3 separate regions of the Homo sapiens genome follow, and regions 1 and 3 are each linked to region 2. A link is a loop called in an ENCODE intact Hi-C map of the cell type or tissue named here. Cell type or tissue: MCF 10A. All regions are shown on one strand.

The links. A loop is a pair of places that touch in the nucleus more often than their neighbours do. Peaks named below come from ENCODE experiments on the same cell type or tissue, not always from the same donor. Only the 100,000 strongest peaks of a DNase experiment are listed, where the experiment ranks them.
Region 1: it touches region 2 in a loop (15-fold over the local background); 24 of 110 quality-filtered maps call a loop at or near these places.
Region 3: a loop joins it to region 2, with 7 times the contacts of the local background. A loop is called at or near these places in 12 of 110 quality-filtered maps.

Annotation. Positions count from the first base shown.
Region 1 is chr11:15,769,724-15,772,223 of GRCh38, forward strand. No RefSeq gene overlaps it. Among named protein-coding and RNA genes, the nearest start is that of LINC02682, 140 kb to the right of the region's middle. In MCF 10A, a CTCF peak has its summit at 1,285 (motif pointing right); a DNase peak (open chromatin) is centred at 1,288.
Region 2 is chr11:16,612,726-16,615,225 of GRCh38, forward strand. It overlaps LOC105376571 (a long non-coding RNA gene), which reads left to right and starts at 79. Exons shown (of 4, transcript XR_931086.3): 1 at 79-489; 2 at 990-1,775. It also overlaps a transcript of SOX6 not described here. In MCF 10A, a CTCF peak has its summit at 1,107 (motif pointing left); a DNase peak (open chromatin) is centred at 1,076.
Region 3 is chr11:15,851,287-15,853,786 of GRCh38, forward strand. All of the region lies in intron 3 of LOC107984370 (a long non-coding RNA gene), which reads left to right. Among named protein-coding and RNA genes, the nearest start is that of LINC02682, 58 kb to the right of the region's middle. In MCF 10A, a CTCF peak has its summit at 1,111 (motif pointing right); no DNase peak of the experiment used is centred here.

The sequences.
Region 1 (2,500 bases), 840 kb before region 2:
TTAGAATTAGGAGAGAAAGATGACATATCAGAGAAAAGGAGAGACTATGAAGCCAGGACCAGGTGGGACAGCAGTGCCCACACACCTGGGAGAGGGTGCCAGTGACCAAGACCAGGAGTCACATCTTGGCAGCCACCATAATTGGAAAAAAAATGATTGTGGGCCAGAACCTCAGCCTTTTCTCAACTCATACCCATGCCAGGATACATCTCAACACCAGAATGCATATGCCACACCAAGGGGAAAAAGAGAAAGGCAACAAGTTTGAATGTATTGAGCTTAAACCCAAAGCAACTTAGAAAACCCTGAGAGGACCCAGATTCCTTAGTACTAGAATTGGATATCTATCATGCAGAACGGGGGCTTATATAAACATATAATTAATAAAAATGAAGTCATAGAACAAAAGAGTTACATTTATTTAATTCAATGATTACATGGCCTATGAAAACCGGGCTTGCCAAAATATGTAAGGAACTTATTAGTGTCTGGCATTTAGTGAACAACTAAACATATGGAAGCTGCTGTTATCTTTGTGATGACCCGCTGGGCACCAGTCCATTCACTTCAAGCATGTCACCTCTAATTCCCACAACAACCCTGTAAGGAAGGTATTTTATTATTTCTCTTCTGTAATCATGAAAAATGGGACTTGGAAGGATTCAATGATTTGGCCAAAGTCACACTCTTAGGAGAGGCCAGAGCTTTGAACCTAGGTCGCCTGATTCCATTCCAGGTTTCCACATCTCACACTCCCTCTTAGGGGATGGGAGTCCTGCTTAGGTCAGGAGACACTTGCTCTGGTGAGACAGCTGGATGGAGCTGTCCTGGGCTGGTGGGCATTGCCAGCCCTTGAGAATGCTCCCATCAGTTATGGCAAGGACCCCAGGCTATGAACAGCAGTCCAAATCCAAATTGGCCTCTCCAGGGTTACCTACGTAGACAGGGCTTGCTTTGTGATGTAGAGAGAATCCAGGGGCCTGTGGACTTTGAACTGAGACAGTGGTTGATTTCCCTCATAGGTCTTCTAATCACTCAGCCCCAAGACCCTCAAGTCACAAAAGTGTGTATGAGAAGAGCAAAGTCCTCCTCTGAGAAGCCTAAAATAAAGAGTTGAGATACCAGAGGGAGGAAAGCCCTACCCACTTCAGCTGGGGCAGTATCTGGGCACTGCAGTCTAATTCCAGCTGCAATGATACCTCATTCCTTCTTCATGAGAGCAAGAGAGGCCCAAACACTGGGTCAATGTCCCAGGTGGAGCCACAGAACCCAAATGTCCACCAGGGAGCACCAGTGAGTCATATGGGTCTTTGGCAGAGATGTGAGGGAACTGGTGGGGGATTCAGGGTCATTTCCAGGTTCATAACCAAATATCTTTGAATTTTCCTCACTTGGGTGCAGGTGGGCTAGAGAAACAAGGGACAGGTGCAGTGACTTCAGGGTCACTTTGCTGTGTTTCATCCTCTCCTCCCACAAGTAACACACACACACACACAGACACACACACACAGAGGTACATATGTACATGCCATGCGGAGCCCTGAATCCAATCTGCTCTAGCAAAGCCTGCTTTTTCTGGAATAAAAATGGTCCTTCACTTCCAATAATTTGTTTGAGTTGTTATTTAATAGATTTCTTTTGCCTAATCCTCTCTTGTATCTCCTGATTCTCCACAGCACCTGAACAGTCACCCGCACGTGATCTCCTGGTCCCTTCAGGCCCCCGCTCTTTCTGATGCTTCCTCTGAATAACAGGCCTGAGTACAAACTCACATCAGAGGTGAATGTGCCCTGCTTTGGTCAAATAGTCTCCCAGGACAGTGCTGTCCAGGAATCTCCTTGGCTGCCACCTCCAACCAGGAAAGACCCAATCCAATCACAGCAAGAGACTACCTGAGCTGTGAATCCCCAGGCCTCCCTTGACCAAGTACAAGTGACCCACAGCATGAGGAGAGTGAGGGTTTGGGAAATAAAGCTGCAGACTCTGGAGGGGTTTTGATTTTTCAAGAGGGCTGATTACCAAGGTCACAAAAGCAGGTACCAGAGTTGAGGCCAATTAAAACTGCCTGATAAAGTTTCATCCATCCCTATTGTATAAGATCTCAATGTTCAAACATGACAAAGGGGTGGAGGGTGTTCTTTGAATGGACTTTTATTGGACAGAAGCCTAGGAGAGCAGAAGCAGACCCTTAGCACTAGGAAATGTAAAGAGATGCAGCAAAATCCTCTGGCCAATAGCGTGCCCTATCCACACCTGTATTCACTACACAGGCGGGAATGGTTTATGTTCTAAAAGAGGAGTGGTCTCTGAGCTTAAAGTGCATCACTAAACAGACAGCTGAGAAGCCTTCTGCCTCCAGTGGTGGCTTCTCTGAACCATGATGTCTTTATTCTCATAAAAGCTCACCTCTCTGGCAGAGAAATTGCCCAAAGCCAAAGCATCAATCAGATCTCCAAAAGCTCCGCGATAGTAACTAACCATGACTGAGCTCTTTCAAACA
Region 2 (2,500 bases):
GGTCCATTTCTCCCCCACGTCACCCTCCTCCATTCCCCTCTAATGAGACGCGGATCACCCTCCACTCTCACCGACACTGCAGCTCTGCACAAGGGCAGCTGGAATCTGGGAACCTTACCTGCAGCACCAATACCTAAGAGAAATCGCGCTTCCCTGACACTAACACGCCATGCCATCCCCACGCACCCTGCCAAAGTCCTGTAACCATCTACTTCTTCCATCTGCCTAAGAGAAACTGTAAACGGGATTTCCCCCCCACGATTGAATGGAAGCTCTGTACTGTACCGACTTCTGGATTTGCCCTGGGTTGAGTTTAGGGAATGTCTGGAAAGAAAAAAAGGGAGGAAAAAAGGAGGGGGGCAGCTCAAGCCTTGTCCAAGTTAGTCAGAAGGCGGTGTTAGGCAGGAAAGCGCCTACGGGAAAAACAGCTGGGATGCAGACGGGCTATGGAAATCTCAGTTCTAGGAACCGTGTCCTTTCGTCCCGGAGGTAAGATTGTGTGACTGCCTCACGTTTATTCTTTCACTGTCTGTGTCTCTCTTCCCCACCCCCAACTACCCCTGCCACTCAGATCAGCCGGCATGCACCCTGGAGAAGGGCACAAACACGGCGGGGGCTTTATTTTTCAGGTCTCTCCACTCATAAATTATGGGTGTCACTAAAACGAGATTAGCAAATCTTCTACCGCTGGCGGCGGCAACCAGAGCCTCTGTCTTGCCAGTTGCGCACTCTGAGACATCTCTCGGTGCAGAGTGGTTCCGAAGCCCCAGCCCGCTGGGTCGCTCGGCCTGAGGGCTCAGGTGATGGAGAGGAGGCTCGCGGCGTCCCAAACGGGTTCGGCCAAGGGTTTCCACCCCATCACCACTTCCCGCTGCCTCCACGCGCGCGCGCGGACCCACGAGCACACACACACGCACGCACACACACAGACACGCGCGTATTCTGAAATTCTGGCCGAACTCCTCATCTAAACGGAAGTCCCTTTACAGTCAATTCAGCCCGCTCCAGAGCATCGGGGAAACTAGACTGTTCCGTGGATGAACTGCGAGGATGCCGGCGGTCAGGCTTGGCCGAGCTTTGTTTACGTGCCTAAGTCGCCACCTTGAGGTCGAGGGGAAGACTGCGCCCAGCTAGGGGCTGTAGAGACGAACCCAGCTGACACTGGCCCAGCAGCCTTGGCGACCTCCCGGGACCGCCTGAAAGAGAAGCAAAGGGAGGGCGCCCTGCGGGCGGGCGGGCCACGCTAGGCGCCGTCTGCCCTCAGAGACTCGGGCTGACAGGAGTGAGAGCTAAAACTTCCAACTAGCTGAAACCAATAGCCGGGAATCGAGCGAAGGCGAACTCTCCCAGCAAAGTATAAAGCTTCGGGCCAAAGAGTCTGCAGCTCCAAGTCAGGGGCTGCGGCTCCGAAACTCCAAACACTAACTCCCAGGGCAGTGGCAGAGGGTGGGGGCAGCTTCGAAGAGGCATACCAACTGCTCCGGTCCTGGCCGAAGACCGAGCTCCCTTCTGCGGTGACCTCGGCTCAGAGCTGACTCCGTACTCCCTGGGACTCATCTCCCGCTTCCTCTCCACCTTCGGAACAGTAGACAAAGGGACTCAGGGACGCGGCCAGACCCAAGGTCACAAACGGAGGTCTCCGAGACGAGAATTGCGTGCAAGAGAAGGACGTTCAGGCAGCCCGGCCGCCTGCTGCGAGAGCTGAACATTTCCCAGCTCTATAGTCGCCCATTTCTCAGGAAATCAGTCCTTCTGAGTGTCTAACAATGGATTAGGTAAAATAATAATGATTATTAATTATATCAATGATTTTCTATTTTCCCATTCCTACCCCTATGGAAGCCTTTTTCGCTCACCGTTCTTCCTATATTCACGCCTTGCACTAAAAGAATGCCAGGCTTAAGAACCTCCTAGCTAAATCCTGAAATAATTTATCGCGGTTGTTCTTTGTTACTCCTGGTCACTGCCTCCAAGGCTTGGGGACATCTGCAAGGCCACACCGTAGGTCCTCCTCGGTGAACTGTGCCCCATGGGTTCCTCAGTCATTTCCCTGCTACTTGGATGCATAGACATTATTTAAATATACTTTATAAATTGAGAAGAATTCTATTTATTTCAAGAAAATGGGACACTAGGGAACTATTTTGTTTTATATGAGCATAAATCAGCCCTGGCTGACTTTGGCCGTGCCCATTCAGTATTTTGGTCAACAATAAATAAATAATGGTATAAATTAAAAATTAAAAATATAGCCACAGCAACCCGATGCTAATGGACAACAAGAAATGTCTTCTCCAATAAAAGAAGCAACAGGCCCCCAAGCCGGACCCCACTCCCTGTTTCATGCCACAGCCTATCAAATTAACATTGGATAGCTCTTCCATTTATGTGGAAAGCTGAATGTTACCGAGAACAGTACTGAAGTTTCCCAGGGAATCCCAATTATAGAAACACCTGTGCTAAGTAATGCTATTCTAATCCACTATGAAAACCTTAAGTA
Region 3 (2,500 bases), 760 kb before region 2:
CAAAGACATCTGGTCTCTTTTTCCAGCAATGTCTGACTCTTCTCTTTCACTAAGCATATTGGATCCAAACACTTCACATGTACAAAAGCACAAGGTCCCCGAAGAAAGAAGTGTTTCAGTCGCAAAAAGCCGACTCACAGAAAGTGCTGCCAGTTGGAAAGGCCTAGAACTGACTAAGGCAACAGCAGCAGGGCATATGTTCTAGTTTCCTCCCTCTATTTGACCCTTCTTTTAACCTGGTTTCTTCCAAGTGCCCCTTCCCTCTCACTCTGATCCTCTCTGGTACTAATTCTCTTTCCCACCCTCTGTCTTGCATTCCCTCTTCTCCTTTCTCTTTTCCTCACTCCCACCTTTCTCCCAGCAAACTTCCATCCAGTTTTCTTTCTCTCTATCCTTCCTTCCCCAAGTTAGAGAAAACACAAGGACAAGAGTCAACACAATGACACGGGCCAGGATCCTGGGTCTTCTTCCTGCTTCTTCGGTGGGGGATGGAGTTGGTTGTTCATTCCTCCTTCACTCCTAAACAGTCCACAGGAGTGAACTTGTGGTTGAGGTAATCTCAGGGCACATTCTCCCTCCGCTGTGTCCTTTAAAAAAAAATTGAAGACAAACCCAAACACCAAATAGCTCCTCCACCTGCTTGCTAATGTCTAGAATTCCTCCAACAGAGGACATTACATTCCAGAATTAAAGACCAAGTTTCAAACATAAATAATAAACAACTCACATCTGGGCAGCTCTTAATAGTTTTGAAAACACGTCCAGCTGTTTCTCACAAATTCCCTCATTTGACCCCCACAATAATCTAGAGATGGAAGCATTATCATTGCTATCATCTCCATTTCAAAATGAGAAACCTGAGGCTTAGTTTAAGTACCTTTTCTGAAGTTACTTAAGGTGTAACCCAGATCCATCTGACTCTAACGTCCACATTTTTCTCCATGCCACTTACTTCTCCAAGAGGGAACCGTAGTGACTTGGCATGATGAGAAGCCTTCCCTAAGTTCTTCAGACCCCAGATTCCCCCTTGATCTCTACCTCTCTGAAATCCTTGACTTGTGATTATTGCTGTTGAAACCTGTCAGTGGGGTATGCTGCCACCAGATGGCAGATGACACTCTGGTTTCATGGAGAGCTCCAGACTTTTACCATAACTAAAAATGGGAGTCAAGTGTTTTTCCATATTTTTATCTCCTTATAATCAAAATTATAGTTCACTAAAAAATAGCCAAACAGCATTCCACATCTACAAAGATGAAGATGACGTGAAGCAAAAATATATACAGTTGTCCCTCGGCATTCTGGGGAATTGGTTCTAAGACCCCCTACGAATATCAAAATCTATAGATGCTCAAGTTTCTTACATAAAATGATGTGACATTTGAATATAACCCATGCGCATCCTCCTGTATATTTTAAATCATCTGTGGATTACTTATAATACCTAATACCATGTAAATGCTATGTAAATAATTGTTACACTGTAATGTTTAGGGAATAATGACAAGGGCAGTCTGTAGATGTTCAATACAGACACAACTATCCATTTTTAAAAATATTTTTTATCCGTGGTTGGTTGACTCCACAGATACAGAAACTATGGATATGGAGGGCTGACTGTATTTAAAGGAATAAATTTACATGATATACTTATTTGATAAATTTGATAAATATATTTATTCGAGAAACATACATGATGTATTTATATACATGATATACATACACCATATATTATATATATAATGGACCTTGACTATTAACAAGCCTAACTCATTCACAGTCTACATCAAGTTTCTGAGATATTGGCAAAGGCATTTTAGGGTTATTGCCTTCTTATCCTGGCCACTCACTTCCCTAAATACTAGCCCAACTGGAGAAGACAGAATGGTTCTCAAACTTTAGTGAACATCAGAATCACCCGGAGGGCTTTGTTAAAGCACACATTTCCACATCGCAACTCCTGAGTTTCTGATTCAGTAGGTCTCAAGTGGGGCCTGAGAATATGCATTTCTAACAAATTCCCAGGTGATGCTGATGCCACCAATCTAGGGACCACATTTGGAAAAGCACTGGGCTAAGGCAAGACACCCTGTTTGACTGTCGTAAGTTCCCCCTTTTCCCTTGCCTCTTACCAAGAGTGTGGAGAAGAGAGATTGAGCTCCATGGCCTCCTGGCCAGAATCTGGGGTCTTACTGTGAATGACTAACCAACAGCCTCAAATGCTGTGGCTGGCACAAATTAACTTTGGGTCACTTTCAGTACATATTTCTGCCATTCATTGCCACCTTCTGATCAGATGTTCTCTGATATCAATGCCTATCAGCAGATCATTAACTATACCGACAGGAAATGCTAACATCTATTAAAGCTGTCAGCACTGAGGTAAGCAATGCTTTAATTAGCTCATCTAATTGTCGTAATAATTAATTGAGAAAGACAATATTATTAACCCCCTTTTACAGATGAGAAAACAGAGGATCAAGATTACAAACCCAGTACA